Linked DNA regions of Homo sapiens: region 2 is linked to region 1. A link is an interaction called in ENCODE POLR2A ChIA-PET data of the cell type or tissue named here. Cell type or tissue: OCI-LY7. All regions are shown on one strand. Each heading gives the region's core, and the rest is flanking DNA. Links, peaks and the distances in the headings are about the cores only.

Region 1 (10,322 bases), core at 2,323-10,322:
CCACTGCACCCCAGCCTAGGCGACAGAGCGAGACCCCCAAACAAAAAAACATAAGGTTGGGGACTTTCTAGATTATAAGATACTTAAGAGATACAAGGACTGCCCGGGCATGGTGGCTCAATACCAGCACTTTGGGAGGCCGAGGGGGGGTGGATCACTTGAGGTCAGGAGTTCAAGACCAGCCTGCCCAACATGGCAAAACCCCGTCTCTACTAAAAATACAAAAGTTAGCCGGGCATGGTGGTGTGTGCCTGTAATCCCAGCTACTCAGGAGGCTGAGGCAAGAGAATCGCTTGAACTCGGGAGGTGGAGGTTGCAGTTGGCCCAGATTGTGCCACTGCACTCCAGTTTGGGCAACAAGAGCAAAATTCCATCTCAAAAAAAAAAAAAAAAAGAGATACAAGGACCAGTGTATGATCCATCTACCAAAGACATTTTAGGGAAATTTGAATATGGAAAAGGCATTAGACTGAAGCAAATTATTGTTAGGTGGTATTGTGGTTATGTAGAAAACTGTTCTCCTTTTTGGAGAAGTTTACTAAGTGTTGTAGGTGAGAAGTATTAGGATTTCTGCAACTCAATTTGAAATGCCTTCGAAAAAAGTCTACCAAGCAAATATGCAAAATGTTAACGCATATTGAGTCCAGGTCTTTTTTGTTTTCTTTTTCTTTTTTTTTTTTTTTTTTGAGATGGAGTATCGCTCTTGTTGCCCAGGCTGGAGTGCAATGGCGCAATCTCGGTTTACGGCAACCTCAGCCTTCAGGGTTCAAGCAATTCTCCTGCCTCAGTCTCCCGAGTAGCTGGGATTACAGGCATGCGCCACCATGCCCAGCTAATTTTGTATTTTTAGTAGAGACGGGATTTCTCTATGTTGGTCAGGCTGGTCGCGAACTCCCAACCTCAGATGATCCGCCCACTTAGGCCTCCCAAAGTGCTGGGATTACAGGCGTGAGCCACTGCACCCAGCCATTATTTTTCTTTTTTACTTTTCTGTTTTTGTCTTTTTTTTTTTTTTTTAAGACAAAGTCTTGATCTATCGCCCAGGCTGGAGGGCAGTGACCTGATCTCGGCTCACTGCAACCTCCACCTCCCCGGGTTCAAGCAGTTCTCCTGCCTCAGCCTCCCAAGTAGGTGGGATTACAGGTGCATGCCACCACACCTGGCTAATTTTTGTTTCTTCATTTGTTTTTTGGGATGGAGTTTTGCTCTGTCGCCCAGGCTGGAATGCAGTGGTACAATCTCGGCTCACTGCAACCTCCACCTCCCGGGTTGAAGCCATCCTCCTGCCTCAGCCTCCCCAGGAGTTCAAATTACAGGCACAGACCACCGCACCCAGCTAATTTCTGTATTTTTAGTACAGACAAGATTTCACCATGTTGGCCAGGCTGGTCTTGAACTCCCGACCTCAGGTTATCCTCCTGCCTTGGCCTACCAAAGTGCTGGGATTACAGGCGTTAGCCACCAAGCTTGGCTAGTTTTTGTATTTTTATTAGAGATGGGGATTCGTCATGTTGGCCAGGCTAGTCTCGAATTCCTGGCCTTAGGCAATCCACCCACTTGGGCCTCCCAAAGTGTTGGGATTACAGGCGTGAGCCACCACGCCTGGCCTTTTCTGTATGTGTTTAAGATATCGCCAGGCGTGGTGGGAGGCCAAGGTGGGTGGATCACTTGAGGTCAGGAGTTCGAGAGCAGCCTGGCCAACATGGTGAATCTCCACTTCTGCTAAAAATACAAAAATTAGCCGGGTGTGGTGGCACACACCTGTAATCCCAGCTACTCGGGAGGCTGAGACATGAGAATCGCTTGAACCTGGGAGGCGGAGGTTGCAGTGAGCCGAGGTCGCGCCACTGCACTCCAGCCTGAGTGACAGAGTGAGACTCTGTCTCAAAAAAAAAAAGTACATCTGTAAAAAAAAACTGAACAGGCCAGGCGTGGTGGCTCACGCCTGTAATCCCAGCACTTTGGGAGGCCGAGGTGGGCGGATCAGGATCACAAGGTCAAGAGATCAAGACCATCCTGGCCAACATGCTGAAACCCCGTCTCTACTAAAAATACAAAAATTAGCTGGGCATGGTGGTGAAGGCCTGTAATCCCAGCTGCTTGGGAGGCTGAGGCAAGAGAATCACTTGAACCTGGGAGGTGGAGGTTACAGTGAGACAAGATAGCACCACTGCACTCCAGCCTGGTAGCAGAGCGAGACTCCATCTCAAAAAAAAAAAAAAAAAACAAAACTGAACAGTTGAACAATTAGTGGGGCGTGGTGGCACACGCCTGTAATCCCACCTACTTCAGAGGCTGAGGCAGGAGGATCGCTTGAACCTGGGAGGCAGAGATTGCAGTGAGCTGAGGTCACGCCATTGCACTCCAGCCTGGGCAATAGAAACTCTGTTTCAAAAAAGGAAAAACTGAAAAACTGAACATATTTCCTACCTTTGCCCCAGCTCCATTTTTCATCTGGTACCCCTCCTCCCCAGAACCTGCCTTGACCCCGCCTCTGGTACCACCCCCAACTTCAGCCCATGGTTGGGCCTAACCAGTGGGCACCCTCCACCTGTGACTGGAGTGATCTGGGCTGGAGCCCCAAGGTTATTCAGTCGTCCTCAGCTTCCTTGAGCCTACCGCCCCTCTCTTCTACCTCAGCTAATGATCTCACTTCTCACCTCTCCAAGAAAACAGAGGCACTGGCTGGGACTTCCTTCAATTTCCTTACCTTCCCACATAAAACACAGCTGAGGCCCCAGTTTGCCTTTCCCTCCAGTATCAGAGGTTGAGGCATTCGTCCTCTGGTCCATGGCCCATGCCTTCACCTGTGATCCCACCCACACACCCCGCACCTTCTTTGCCTCAGTCGTCTCTTGGTCTTGTACCTTCAACCTTCCCCTCTCAATTGGCCTCTTCCCAACAGGACTGTACTCATTCAATAATTTGTTCATTCAATTCACAAATATTTATTGAGCATCTACTCTGCACCATGTCTTGCTCTACGCATTGGGAACAGACCAGTGAAGGAGTCCTCACCTCTTGGTGTTTCCATTATAGACAACCAGAAAGACACGAGTATGAATAATAACAAGAACAAAAATCAAGCAATCAAGGCTGTGTAGTATTGGCATAAAGATGGGTCTATAGATCAATGGAGTAGGAGTGAGAATCCAAAAATAAACCTGTGCTTTTGTGGTCATGAGTGCCAAGACCATTCAAATGGAGAAAGAATAGTCCTTTCAACAAATGGTGTTAGTACAAGTGGATATCCACATGCAAAAGAATGAAGTTGAACCCCTCCCTCACACCATAAATTAATTCAAAATGGATCAAAGTCTTAAATATAAGGACTAAAATTGTAAACCTCTTGGCAAAACACATAAGGGTAAATCTTCATGATTAAGTTTTGGTCAGTAGTTTCTTAGATATGATACCAAAAGCACAAGCAACAAAGAAAAAATAGGTGGCTCACACCTATAGTGCTAGCACTTTGGGAGGCCAAGGCAGGTGGATTGCTTGAGCCCAGGAGTTTGAGATCAGCCTGGGGAACATGGTGAAACCTTGTCTCTACAAAAAAATATAAAACTTAGCCAGGCATGGTGGCACACATCTGTAATTCAAATACTAGGGAGGATGAGGTGGAGGGGATCACTTGAGCCTTGGAGATCAGGGATACAGTGACCCCAGATCGTGTCACTGCACTCCAGCCTGGGTGACAGAACAAAGTGAGAGCCTATCTTAAAAAAAATTTAAAAAAAGTAAAGAAAAACCAAGAAAACTAGACCTGATCAGAATTTAAAATTTTTGTGTTTAAAATGACACTGTCAAGAAAATGAAAAGACAACCCACAGAATGGGATAAAATATTTGTAAATTTCATATCTGATAAAGGACATATCCAGAATACATGAAGAATTCTGACAACTGAACAATAAAGACGGCCGGGTGCAGTGGCTCACACCTGTAGTCCCAGCACTGTGGGAGGCTGAGGCAGATGGATCACATGATGAGGTCAGGAGTTCGAGACCAACCTGGCCAACATGGTGAAACCCCGCCTCTGCTAAAAATACAAAAATTAGCCGGGCGTGATGAGCACCTGTAATCCCAGCTGCTCAGGAGGCTGAGGCAGGAGAAGTTGCAGTGAGCCGAGATCATGATACTGCACTCCAGCCTGAGCGACAGAGCGAGACTCTGAAACAAAACAAAACAGAACAATAAAGACAAATTACCCAATTTTTAAAAAATGGGCAAAGGATCTAAATAGATATTTCTCCAAAGAAGATTATAAATGGCCAATAAGTACAAAATACAAAAATTAGCCGGGAGTGGTGGCGTGTGCCTGTAGTCCCAGCTACTCAGGAAGCTGAGGTGGGAGGATCATCTGAGCCTGGGAGACGGAAGTTGCAGTGAGCCAAGATCGCGCCACTGCACGTCAGCTTGGGTGACAGAGTGAGACCCTGTCTCAAAAAAACACCAAAAACCAAAACCACTGGATTGTACTCTTTGTGAATTTTATGGTATGATAATTATATCTCAACAAAAAGAAAATAAAGAAATAAATAGGAAAGACATCAGGTAATTTCAGAGAGTGGTAATAGCTCTAAGGCAATTCAACAGGAAGATGTGCTAGAGTGACTTGGGACCTGATAGGAGCTCCTAGAGCCAGGGGAGGGGCCAAAGAATACCTGTTTGAGGAGGGACTCCAGCTGATTGACAGGAGGAGTCATGGGGTGGCAGAGGGAACAGCAAACCCAGGCCCTGTGATAGAGAGGCCAACTATATCTCTGGAAAAAGCCCTGTCCCGCTATCCCCCACTCACAGCTGCTCTCTTTGTTCTACAAAGCCCTGTTTTCCAATCTCGGTTTTTGCTTAAAGTTTTTGCCTGAGAGATATGAAGATTTTCCAGATTGTTCTGAGTATGGCTGGAGTTAGAAGAACAAGTTCCCAGACTGCACCTTCCATTTGTCCTCGGTGGGCCTGAGAAATCACATCTCTTCGGTCTTCTTTCTCCCAGTTTCTCACTAAGGAGGGAAAAGCCATATCTCACCCAAGTGAATCTCCTTCGGAGTCAGCGGGGGTGGGGGGCGGGGTGCCTCAGAGACTGGGTGCTGGGGAGCCTGCAGAGTTTCCCAGGCCTTACCCAACAAACTCGGGCTACGCTCTGATCTTGTCTGTCTGTTCTAGAATTAGAATCCAGCAGGGGATGGCTGTCACAGGGATGCATACTAACACTGGAACACTGGTTTACTTCTTTCTTTTTTTTTTTTTCCGAGACGGAGTTTCGCTCCTGTTACCCAGGCTGGAGTGCAATATGTGATCTCAGCTCACTGCAACCTCTGCCTCCTGGGTTCAAGCAATTCTTCTGCCTTACCCTTCCAAGTAGCTGGGATTACAGGTGCCTGCCACCATGCTGGGCTAATTTTTTGTATTTTTAGTAGAGATAGGGTTTCACCATGTTGGCCAGGCTGGTCTTGAACTCCTGACCTCAGGTAATCCACCCACCTCAGCCTCTCAAAGTGCTGGGATTACAGACGTGAGCCACCACATCCAGCCTAACACTGGTTTTCATGAGAAACAAAGTCAGATCTTTTCTGACTGAAAGTCAATCTGAGTTGGCTGAAGGCCTTTTTTTTTTTTTTTTTTTTTTTGACGCAAAGTCTCGCTCTGTTGCCCAGGCTGGAGTGCAGTGGTGTGATCCTGGCTCACTGCAACCTCAGACTCCCGGGTTCAAGCAATTTTCATGCCTTAGCGTCCCAAGTAGCTGGGATTACAGGTGTGCACCACTATGGCTGGCTAATTTTTGTATTTTTAGTGGAGATGGGGTTTCACCATGTTGGTCAGGCTGGTCTCAAACTCCTGACCTTTCGTGATCCACCCACCTAGGCCTCCTAAAGTGCTGGGATTACAGGTGTGAGCCACTGCACCCAGCCTGGCTGAGGGATTTGATGATGGGTTCTGCCTTTGCCATTTCAGACACATTTTCTATAAATCAAGCTAGCTGAATCTACAGCTCTGGAGGGTTTTTTTTTTTTTTTTTTGAGACAGAATCTCGCTCTGTCACCCAGGCTGGAGTGCACTGATGTGGTCTTGGGTCACTGCAACCTCTGCCTCCCGGCTTCAAGAGATTCTCCTACCTAAGCCTGCCAAGTAGCTGGGATTACAGGCGTGCACCACCACGCTCAGCTAATTTTTGTAGTTTTAGTAGAGAGGGGATTTCGCCATATTGGCCAGGCTGGTTTCAAACTCCTGACCTCAAGTGATCTGCCCACCTCGGCCTCCCAAAGTGCTGGGATTACAGGCGTGAGCCACCAGACCTGGCCTCTGGGTTTTTTTTTTTTTTTTTGAGACAGAGCCTTACTATGTCACCCAGGCTGGAGTGCAGTGGCGCGATCTCAGCTCACTGCAACCTCCGCCTCCCGGGTTCAAGCGATTCTTCTGTCTCAGCCTCCCGAGTAGCTGGGACTACAGGTGCCCGCCACCACGCCCAGCTAATTTTTGTATTTTTAGTAGAGACAGGGTTTCACCGTGTTAGCCGGGATGGTCTTGATCTCCTGACCTTGTGATCTGCCCGCTTTGGCCTCCCAAAGTGCTGGGATTACAGGCGTGAGCCACCGTGTCCGGCCAACGCCCAGCTAATTTTTTGTAGAGATGAGGTTTCGTTGCCCAGTCTGGTCTTCAACTCCTGCCCTCCAGTGATCCACCCACCTCGGCATCCCAAAGTGCTGGGATTATAGGCTTCAGCCACCACGCCCAGCCCTTTTAGTATTTATTGAGCAACTACTGGGTACAAACTCTTTGTCATTCCTCCACTAGCAAGAGCAGTGATTTCATGAGCTGCTTTTCAGCCTTTGTTTTCATCTGTAAAATAGGATATCTTCTCTTTGAGGGGCAACAAGGGGTAGGTGTGGGTGGGTGAGCTATAAACCCTAATCCTCACCCAGGAGGAGGTGCAGCCACCTTTCTGGCCACTGGCTGGAGACCTCCCCCTTTCCCCATACTCCTCCTTCCACTCCCTGATCCAAGCACTGCCAGAACCCAGCATTCTCTCACTTTCTCTTCCTCCGTTTTGAATCAGTAGGTTCAGAAGTGCTTGGCTTGATATGAAGCTGGGGGTGCATCCAACAAAATCAGATGCCTAGAGAAGGAGCAGGATTGGGGTGGGAGAGAGAAGACAGATAATTGGGTTGAGGAACCTGGGGGCATCCTGAAGGAGGTGCCCAGTGGGCAGTTGCTTTGTGCTGGGCCCAGGGCCAGGTTATACGTACTTTGAATATTTTATCTTCATAGCTATCCCATTTGGTGAGGCTCAAAGAGCGAAAATGACATTCCTGGTAAATGGCCCTGCTGCAGTTTGAATTTGTATCCATCTGACTCCAGGTCACGTAAGCTCTTTTTGTTTTTGAGACGGAGTCTCGCCCTGTAGCCCAGGCTGGAGTGCAATGGCGGGATCTCAGCTTACTGCAACTTCCACCTGCCAGGTTCAAGCGATTCTCCTGCCTCAGCCTCCCTTGTAGCTGGGATTACAGGCACGTGCCACCACGCCCAGCTAATCCTTTGTATCTTTAGTAGAGACGGGGTTTCACCATGTTGGCCAGGCTGTTCTCGAACCCCTGACCTTGTGATCCGCCCTCCTCGGCCTCCCAAAGTGCTGGGATTACAGGCATGAGCCACTGAGCCTGGTCATAAGGTCTCTTATACTTTTATTTATTTATTTATTGGAGCCAGAGTCTCACTCTGTCACCCAGGCTGAAGTGCAATGGCATGAACATGGCTCACTGCAGCCTCCACATCCTGGGCTCAAGCGATCCTCCCACCTCAGCCTGCCAAGTAGCTGGGACTATGGGTGCGAATCATACACCACCATGCCAGGATAATTTGTTTGTTTGTTTGTTTGTTTTTTTAAATGGAGTTTCGCCTTGTGGACCAGGGTGGAGTGAAATGGCGCGATCTCAGCTCACTGCAACCTCAGCCTCTTGGGTTCAAGCGATTCTCCTGCCTCAGCCCCCCGAATAGCTGGGATTACAGGTGTGTGCCACCACATCCGGCTAATTTTGTATTTTTAGTAGAGACGGGGTTTCACCACATTGGTCAGGCTGGTCTCAAACTCCTGACCTCATGTGACCCACCTGCCTTGGCCTCCCAAAGTGCTGGGATTACAGATGTGAGCCACAGCGCCTGGCCTACTTTTTGTATTTTTTGTAGAGACAAGGTTTAGCCATATTGCCCAGGCTGGTCTTGAACTCCTGGGCTCAAGCGATCCGTCTGCCTCAGCCTTCCAAAGTGCTGGGACTAAAGGCGTGCACCACTGTACCTGGCCTCTTATGCTTTGTAAAGCATTGTCTGGCACCAAAGGCTGTTTGTTCCTCAAACATCTTGAATCCTTTTTGGGAGGATCTGAGTTTTGTACAACTCATTTGGTCCGTTATTGAAACCACAATTCTGTCTGATGGAGACACAGGCTTGGAGAGGAGAGGAGGGGATAGATCAGGCATCATGAAATGTTTCTGGAGCACTCACTCTGAGCTTCACGGTCTGGGCTTGTTCACTGGAGGTCAGAGAGTATATGTCCTTAGTCTTGTTGGAAGTGACTGTCCAACTGGATGAGACCAGATTTAGAAGCCATTAGTTACTACCAGGACTCAGGGAAAATGGCTGCCTGTAGGGGTGGGAAGACTACCAGGAGGAGGAGTCTTCTAAACAGGATGAATGGAGTCTGCCCAGGGGAAAAGGCAGAGTGACTGGCATGAGCATAGGCTGGACAGGATGTGGCTTGTCCTGGCACTGGGCAGTTGGGGGAAGTGAGAGCAGGAGGGCAGGGATTAGTGGCCACCATACCAAGCTTCAGAAGGAGGTTTAAGAAGAAGAAAACTTAAAGGTGGATGCTTGAGTCCTTCGGGCTGGGGCTGGGCGTACAGGCTCAGGTTAGCGACAGGACCTGGTATTTGGGGCAGGAAGGAGACTGCTGGAGGGCTGCCTGGTCTCAGATGTGGTCAGGCCTTCCTTGATCTTAAGTTGAAAACTGATTCAATTTTGGGGAAATCCGTGGGTGGGGAGAGGAAGGAAACAGCTCCTAGACCCATCAGAAGGCATGGTCCTGGTGTTCACCAGCTATGTTCAGGATTAATTACCAAAGGCCTCCATGCCTCTCCCAAGACCTAACTGTTTAGTCAGAAGGCAGATGCTGTTCCTGTTCAGTGGGAACAAGGAGCTGGAACTAGGATGGGAGTTTGTCTCTGGGCAAGTCATGCTTCCTTTCTAGAAGATGGGGATAACAATAATACCCATCTCAGAGGAGTAAATGAGTATCCTGCAGGGTAGCTGGAACAGAGGAGGATAAGCTACAACTGTTATTGTAACAACAGGCAGAGCCCTTGCTGGAGTTGTGTTTCTAGGGGAGGAACCAGTGTCTTCTGGACACAGAAGAGTGAGCTTTCTACTGCTCAGATGCCATCACGTCATTATCCTCCTCCCTCACCTTCCATGGCTGCTTACTGCCTTCCAGATAAAGCTTCAACTCTTTAACTTAACCAACCAAGCCCTGAAGGGTGAGGCTCTGTGTCTGCCCCATCCTTGGTTGAGCCTCTTTCTGCACTCATTACCTCTGCCCCGGCACATACACTAGACATGCTTGTTGTGGTCAGTTCCTCTGAAGCCTGGTGTTTCTCTGGACTCTGCTGGAATCTCTGCCTCTTCCCCTTCTTGCCTGGCTATTCCTGAATATCCTCCAGGACTCTCTCTGGATGTTGCTTCCTCAAGGATACCCCTGAGTTAGTTTCAAGGGCATTCTCAGCTTCTCCAGCACCCTTGGCTTCTCTCTCAGTACTCAGTTCTCTGCCTTGTTATTACCTGTCTGCTTTTTCCACAAGGCTGTGACGGGGAGCCCCAAAATATTTATGGAATTAATGAATGAAAAGGGGTGGTTCTAAGAAAAAAGAGATCACTGTACATTGGCCAAATGTCCCAACAGGTATCTATTATATCTCACCAGGGTAGGAATTATCAGTAACCAAGATTTACAGATGAGGAAACTCAGCCCAAGGTAGAGTCCCTCTGCCTGTCATTCAAATTTCTGGGCACCTGTGTGTAAGCACCATGCTGGGCTTTTCACAGGCAGTATGTGTAGGGTGGACAGGCTGAGAGCAAGCACGTGAGGCCCATCATACCAGGTGAGAGTTAAGGTGCTGACACCTTGCATGAGGGCTTAGTCTCTTGGACCTCAATTCTTCGTAGGGCTGGTGAAGGGTCATAGGAACGACTGTATGTGAAGTGCCCAGGACAGTGTCCAGTACACTAGTACAGACCCAGCAAGTGTTTACTGATTCTTATCTCAGTCCTAAGGAT
Region 2 (8,000 bases), core at 1-8,000, 130 kb before region 1:
TGCCTCTCGATCACCTGAGGTCGGGAGCTCAAGACCAGCCTGACCAACATGGAGAAATCCCATCTCTACTAAAAATACAAAATTAGCCAGGCATGGTGGCACTATTGCATTCAAGCCTGGGCAACAAGAGTGAAACTCCGTCTCAAAAAAAAAAAAAAAAAAAAGGCCAGGCGCGGTGGCTCACACCTGTAATCTCAGCACTTTGAGAGGCCGAGGCGGGCAGATCACGAGGTCAGGAGATCGAAACCATCCTGGCTAACACGGTGAAACCCCAAGTCTACTAAAAATACAAAAAATTCGCCGGGCGTGGTGGCAGGCAACTGTAGTCCCATCTACTCGGGAGGCTGAGGCAGGAGAATGGCGTGAACCTGGGAGGCAGAGCTTGCAGTGAGCCGAGATTGTGTCACTGCACTCCAGCCTGTGAGACAGAGCGAGACTCCGTTTCAAAAAAAGAAAGACCCCACCTCTACAAAAAAATTTTAAAAATTAGCCAGGTGTGGTGGTGCACACCTATAGTCCCAGCTACTTGAGAGGCTAAAGTGGCATGATCACCTGAGCCTAGGGAGGTGGAGGCTGCATTGAGCCATGATGGCGCCACTGCACTCTAGCCTGGGCAACAGAGTGAGACCTCATCTCAAAAGAAGAGATAGATTAATACTTAGAGAACTGCCAGCCAAGAGTTCTTAACCTGTCAATCCAAAAGCCCTTAAAGAATCTATAGATTGGCTTCAGGGGATTAACTAAAATTGTGTGTAAAATTGGTTTTTTCTGTATCTTCCTTGGAAAAATTTTTATATTTTTTATTGAATTCTCAAAGGAGCGAAAGACCCAAAAGAGTGTAGAACTATCAAGATTTGGCCAGGAATAGTGGCACATGCCTGTAATCCCAGCACTTTGGGGAGCCAAGGCAGAAGGATCACTAGAACTCAAGCGTTCAAGACGAGCCTCAGCAACATAGTGAGACCCTGTCTCAGTTTAAAAAAAAAAAAAGGTGACTAAGTAAATAAAGCTTTCTTAGGACATAAAGAAATTTTTTAAATTGATAAATTTGACTTTATTGAAATTTAAAACTTCTGCTCTTTAAAAAAAGACCATTAAGAAGCCACAGAATGACAATCTGGGCAAAATAGCAAGGCCTTGTCTCTATAAAAAAAAAAAAATTTTTTTTAATTAGCTGGGTATGGTGGCACACACCTGTAGTTCCAGCTACTCAGAAGGCTGAAGTGGAAGAATCACCTGAACCAGGGAGGTCAAAGCTGCAATGAGATGTGGTCATGCTACTGCACTCCAGCCTAGGCAACAGAGTAAGACCCCGTATCAAAAAAGAAAACAAAAAGCCACCATAGAATGGAAGAAAATATGTGCAATACATTTATCTTGCAAAAGACTTGTATCCAGAATATACAAACAATTATTGGGCCAGAAATGTTGGCTCACGCCTGTAATCCCAGCACTTTGGGAGGCTGAGGCAGGTGGATCACCTGAGATCAGGAGTTGGAGACCAGCATGGCCAACATGGCGAAACCCCATCTCTACTAAAAATACAAAAATCAGCTGGGCATGGTGGTGTGCACCTATAATCCCAGCTACTGGGGAGGCTGAGGCATGAGAATCATTTGAACCCCAGAGACAGGGGTTGAGCCAAGACTGTGCCACTGCACTCCAGCCTGGGCAACAGAGCAAGACTCCATCTCAAAAAAAAAAAAAAAAATTCTTGGCCGGGTGCAGTGGCTCATGCTGTAATCCCAGCACTTTATGAGGCCAACACGGCTCACCACAATCTCAACCTCCTAGACTCAAGCAATTCTTCCATCTCAACCTCCCAAGTAGCTAGGACCACAGGCATGTGCCACCACACCCAGCTAATTTACTTTTTATTTTTTGTAGAGACAAGGTCTCACTACATTGCCCAGACTGGTCTCGAACTCCTGGGCTCAAGTGATCCTCCCACCCAGGTCTCCCAAAGTGCTGGGATTACAGATGTGAGCCTCCATGCCCAGGCACAAATATTTTCTTACCTTTTAAAAATATATCTAATCATCATGGCACGAATATACCTATATAAAAAACCTGTACGTTCTGCACATGTACCCCAGAACTTAAAGACTTAAAGTCTAATAATTATAAAGTATCTCTACTGATAATTTGTAAGGCACAACCACAACATATGTATATTTACTTTTTTAACTATATGAATACTAATGTATGTATTTTGTGTACTGGAAAACATACAAAAATCTGCCAGGCGCGGTGGCTCACGCCTGTAATCCCACCACATTGGGAGGCTGAGGCAGGAGGATCACCTGAGGTCAGGAGTTTGAGACCAGCCTGGTCAACATGGTGAAACCCCGTCTCTACTAAAAATACAAAAATTAGCTGGGAATGGTGGCAGGCACTTGTAGTCCCAGCTACTTGGGAGGCTGAGGCAGGAGAACTGCTTGCACTCAGGAAGCAGAGGTTGCAGTGAGCCAAGATCACACCACTGCAGTCCAGCCTGGGTAACAAGAGTGAAACTCTATCTCAAAAAAAAAAAAAAAGAAGAAAGTATACAAAAATCAAAGTGTGAAAAGGATGAAATAGTAAAAAACACTTGGGTAATGCAGCATAAACATGCTTATTAAACACATAAACACTGGGAGGCTGGCTATGTCACTTTACATCTCTAGGTGGATTCCAAAAATTACACTCCAGCCTGAACAACACACTGAGACCCTATCTCAAAAGAAAAAATAAAAAAAGACAAACCAATATTTAAAAGAAGCAAGCGATATTAACAAACTTCACAAAAGCAGATATACTAAAGGCCAATAAGGAAAAACAAACAGATATTCAATATCATTATTCATCAAGAAATTACAAATTAAATTTACAATGGCCTAACACTGTATATCCATTAGAATGGCTAAAATTGAAAATAGTGACAATACAAATGTGGGCAGGAATGCAGAATATAATGAACCTCTCATATACTGCTAATGGGAATGTAAAATGGCATAACCACTTTGGAAAACTGGCAGTTTCTTTAAAAAAAAAAAAAAAAAAAAAGTATAACTGTCATGTAAGCCAGTCATTCTGTTGCAGGAATCTGGAGACTGGAGAGACCAATGCGTGGAACAGGAGGATTTTCTTTAGGTGGCCACCAGCCCAGCAGATTAACATCCAAAGGCTGAGCCCTCAACAAAGACAGGGCTTGACTTTTATACACACTTCTGAAAGGGAGTTGGCTAGTTTGAATGGTGCGGTGGGAATGTGACAGTGCGAAACTCATGGGGCAGGCAAGCAGGCTTACAGAAGCAGAACAAAGGCAGTTAATTAAATTGCGACAGGTCTCGCAACGCAGGCATAGCTTGTGATCATGCAGCTGCACAGTAGGGAAAACAGGAACTTACAAAACTTGTGAAACACAGGTATTTGTAGAAATAGTTATGAGAAAGGAATTTGTTTTCTTTTCTTATCCTCACTCTGGGGCGGGGTGTGGGGGGCAGTGTGCTGGGAGAGTATCTGGAGCTCATTCCTTTGGGCTCTGGCTTTTCAGATAGTGTTATCAAGGCTCTGCCAGGGCCCTGCCTATTGCTGGCCTTGGAGTGAGTCAGCCAAGTACAGGAAAACTTGTTTTTCTCTTTTTAACTTTGCTTCAATTCCACTACTATTAATTACTCAGTAGAAATGAAAACATTACCACCCAAAAACTTGTATATGTATGTTCATAGCAGCTCTTTCCATAATGTCAAACACCAAAGACAACCCAGATTCCATCAACAGATGAAATGACAACTTGTGGGCTGGGCATGGTGGCTCACACTTGTAATCCCAGCACTTTGGGAGGTCGAGATAGGCAGATTGCTTGAGGACAAGGATTTGAGACCAGCCTGGCCAACACAGTGAAACCCCGTCTTTACTAAAAATGCAAAAATTAGCTGGGTGTGGTGACATGCACCTGTAATTCCAGTTACTCAGGAGGCTGGGGTAGGAGAATTGAATTGCTTGAACTCAGGAGCCGAGACCATACCACTGCACTCCAGACTGGGTGACAGAGAAAGACTCTGTCTCCAAAAAAAAAAAAAAAAAAAAAAAAGGCCAGGCACGGTGGCTCACACCTGTAATCCTAGCACTTTGGGAGTCCAAGGCGGGTGGATCACGAGGTGAAAAGATCGAGACCATCCTGGCTAACACAGTGAAACCCCATCTCTACTACAAACACAAAAAATTAGCCAGGCATGGTGGCAGGAGCCCGTAGTCCCAGCTACTTGGGAGGTTGAGGCAGGACAATCGCTTGAACCTGGGAGGCAGAGGTTGCGGTGAGCCGAGATCATGCCATTGCACTCCAGCCTGGGCAACAAGAGTGAAACTCCATCTCAAAAAAAAAAAAAAAAAAAAAGGAATATAAAGTGGTACATCCACTTTGGAAAACAGTTTGGGAGTTTCTTAAAAAATAAGCATGTATCTACTACATTACCCAGCCATTTCATTCCTAGGTATTTACTCAAGAGAAATAAAGACGTGAATGTTCATCATAGCAGCCTTAGTCATAAGGGACAAAAACTGGAAATAACCCACATATCCATCAACATGTGAATAAACAAATTGAGACCTATCTCTACAATGAAAAATTGCTCAACAATAAAACGGAACAAACTACTGATGCATCCAACGACACAGATGAATCTCAAAGACATTATGGTGAGCAAAAGAAGCAATGTCTAAAAGACTACAAACTATGATTCTACCTGTATGAAACTAGAAAAAAACTAATCAACAGTTAAAGGAAAACAGACCAGCATTTGCCTGGAGCCAGGTCAGAAGAGGAAGAGAAATTACTGGTAAGGGGCAGGAGGGTAACTTTTGAGGTAATGTTCTCTATCTTGATTGTGGAGGTGATTACACAGTTATATACCTTGATGAAAACTCAAAATAGTCACTGAGTGGTGTTAAGTCAATAAACAAACTAAAAAAGGACTTGTGGTTACCATCATGACCATGTAAGGAGGTTGACAAATCTCTTCTCAAGAAAACTATAAAGCTAACCCAAAACAGTCAAGACAACCATTTCAGCACTTGGAAACTGACCAAAAGCATAAAACAAACTAAGAAATGTTCACTCATGAAAACGACTGAACTTTGGGTAAGAATACCATGAGTCTCTGTGATTCACACCTAGGATCAACTCCCCTATTCAGTACCCTACTCCTCAGTTCAAATCACAGGTTGAACTATGAGTCCAGTAGTTTAACCAGGGAAGGACAGAATATGAGTACCAACCACTGCACTGCAACAGCTGAAGGGAACAGATGAGATGTGGAGTATCGTTACTCCAATCTTAGTGGCCAATTGCCTGCCATTGGGTCTTACCTGAGACAAGCAACAAATGAGAAGATGAGTCAGAGATTTATCAGGAAGCTCCATGAAATAAGACAGCCATAGGAGGATTCATAAACTCTCAAAATATCCCAGAATGGTCAGAGGCTGTTGAAATGCACAGCAGAGACCACAATAGGCCCAAGCTTCCTACATAACCCTGCTCAGCGGGATCTATGTGCACGCGTGCGCACACACACACACACACAAATTTGAGAGCCCTGAGAAAAGAGTTGGGGCAGACTTGAAAGCTAGTACACACCTTCCAGCCCTGTACAGAACCAAGATGTTATCTTTAACTCTCTTTCCCTCATTTTTCATATCCAATTCATCCTTATGTGCAACTGATTTCACCTCCTATACCTCTCTTTAAGCTCTCCATTTCTTTTCATTTTCACCACTATCACCATCCAAGCTACCAACAACTCTCGTGTAGACAATTTTAACAGACTCATAACTGGGTTCCTTACTTTTACCACCGTTCCCCTCCAATCTCTACACACCAAAGCTGTTTTCTTTTCAACTGCAAATCTTAAAGTACTCCACTACTTAAAACATTTCAGGCCGGGCACGGTGGCTCACACCTGTAATCCCGCACTCTGGGAGGCCGAGGCAGGCGGATCACAAGGTCAGGAGATCGAGACCATCCTGGCTCACACAGTGAAACCCCGTTTCTACTAAAATTACAAAAAAATTAGCCGGGCGTGGTGGCGGGCCCCTGTAGTCCCAGCTACTGAGGAGGCTGAGGCAGGAGAATGCCGTGAACCCAGGAGACGGAGCTTGCAGTGAGCAGAGATTGCACCACTGCACTCCAGTCTGGGCAACAGAGCGAGACTCTGTCTCAAAAAAAAAAAAAAAAAAAAACCCATTTCAATGGTTTCCCACTATTTTTATAGTTAGGACATTTTTGCTCTTAACATAGTCTACAAAGTATGTCCCGTATTATCTGCCCTCCTGCCAGATTGCTCTTTCTAAGCTCTCTCACAGTTCTTAAGCCCCAGCCATACTCCTTTAATGTCATGAGGCCTCTATACTTGCTTCTTATGAATGGAAGATTCCCCAACATTCCCCTTCACCTAGTTAATTCCTTCTCATCCTTCAGAAGAATAACTTTCTCAGAGAAATCTTTCTTGGCTCCCCAGATTGGTCAAATACCTCTACTATACATTTTCAAAGTACCATGCACCTGTCAAAATCAGTTAACACAGTTTTAATTACACACTCATTTGCGTGATTTTTCATCGAGAAAGAAATGTCTGTCTTTCTCAATGGACTATAGCCTTAAGGAAGGCAAGGAAGAAACAGTCCCAGCACCTACCAAATGCTGTGGCAAATGATAGGGGATCAATAAATACTTATTTGCAGTGGTTCACCCCTGTAATCCCAGCACTTTCGGCAGATCATCTGAGGTCAGGAGTTCGAGACCACCCTGGCCAACGTGGTGAAACCCCATCTCTACTAAAAATACAAAAATTAGCTGGGCATGGTGGCACATGTCTGTAATCTCAGGTACTCGAGTGGCTCAGGCACAAGAATCACTTGAACCCAGGAGGCAAAGGTTGCACTAAGCTGAGATTGCGCCACCACTGCACTCCAGCCTGGACGACAGAGCAAGACTCTGTCTCAAAAAAAAAAAAAAAAAAAGTCTGGGTACAGTGGCTCACGCCTGTAATCCTACCACTTTGGGAGGCCAAGGCGGGCGGATCACCTAAGGTCAGGAGTTCGAGACCAGCCTGACAGACATGGAGAAACCCTGTCTCTACTAAAAATACAAAATTAGCCAGGCGTGGTGGTGCATGCCTGTAATCCCAGCTACTCAGGAGGCTGAGGCAGGAGAATCGCTTGAACCCGGGCGGTGGAGGTTGCGGTGAGCCAAGATCATGCCATTGCACTCTGGCCTGGGCAATAAGAGCAAAACTCCGTCTCAAAAAAAACAAAAACAAAACAAAACAAAAAATTATACAAACCTTGGAATAATTTAGTGTAGTGAATGTATACGTATTTTTCTCCTTTATTCAAAATTCCTACAAGTCTGCGCTCATTTTATAATTTAAAAATAATGCTCAGGCTGGGTGCAGTGTCTCACGCCTGTAATTCCAGCACTCTGGGTGGCCAAGGCAGGAGGACTGTTTGAGCTAGGGGGTTTGAGACCAGCCTGGGCAACACAGCAAGACCCCGTCCCTACAAAAAAAAATTAAAAATCAGTCAGGCATGGTGTTGCATACCTGTAGTCCCAGCTACTCAGGAGACTGAGGTGGGAGATAACTTGTGCCCGTGAGATCAAGGCTGCAGTCACTCCAGACTGAGTGACAGAGCAAGATCCTGTCTCAGAAAAAATAATAATAATAATCCTCAAAAAAATCTTGCAGTATTTTTAAGTTTTCTAACATACATTTTAGTTTTTAGCATATAAGTCTTATACATTTTATTAAATTTAATTTTTGTGGGTACATAGGTGCATATATTTATGGGATACATGAGATGCTTTGTTACAGGTACACAATATGTAATAGTCAGATCATACAAAATAAGGTATCCATCCCCTCAAGCATTTATCCTTGTGTTACAAACAATACAATTATACTATTTTAAAATGTACAATTACATTATTATTGACTATAAGTCATCCTATTGTGCTATCAAAT

What was found. Peaks named below come from ENCODE experiments on the same cell type or tissue, not always from the same donor. Only the 100,000 strongest peaks of a DNase experiment are listed, where the experiment ranks them.
Region 2: POLR2A ChIA-PET joins it to region 1 with 15 read pairs; 4 of 35 experiments call an interaction of 5 or more read pairs at or near these places.

Annotation. Positions count from the first base shown.
Region 1 is chr5:177,119,955-177,130,276 of GRCh38, forward strand. No RefSeq gene overlaps it. Among named protein-coding and RNA genes, the nearest start is that of NSD1, 8.7 kb to the right of the region's middle. RefSeq lists an enhancer at 9,511-9,560. In OCI-LY7, for the core only: no CTCF peak of the experiment used is centred there; DNase peaks (open chromatin) are centred at 4,047 and 4,647; H3K4me3 peaks cover 1,404 bases; H3K27ac peaks cover 3,815 bases.
Region 2 is chr5:176,991,487-176,999,486 of GRCh38, forward strand. All of the region lies in intron 1 of UIMC1 (ubiquitin interaction motif containing 1), which reads right to left. Among named protein-coding and RNA genes, the nearest start is that of UIMC1, 11 kb to the right of the region's middle. In OCI-LY7, for the core only: no CTCF peak of the experiment used is centred there; a DNase peak (open chromatin) is centred at 3,315; H3K4me3 peaks cover 2,708 bases; H3K27ac peaks cover 4,615 bases.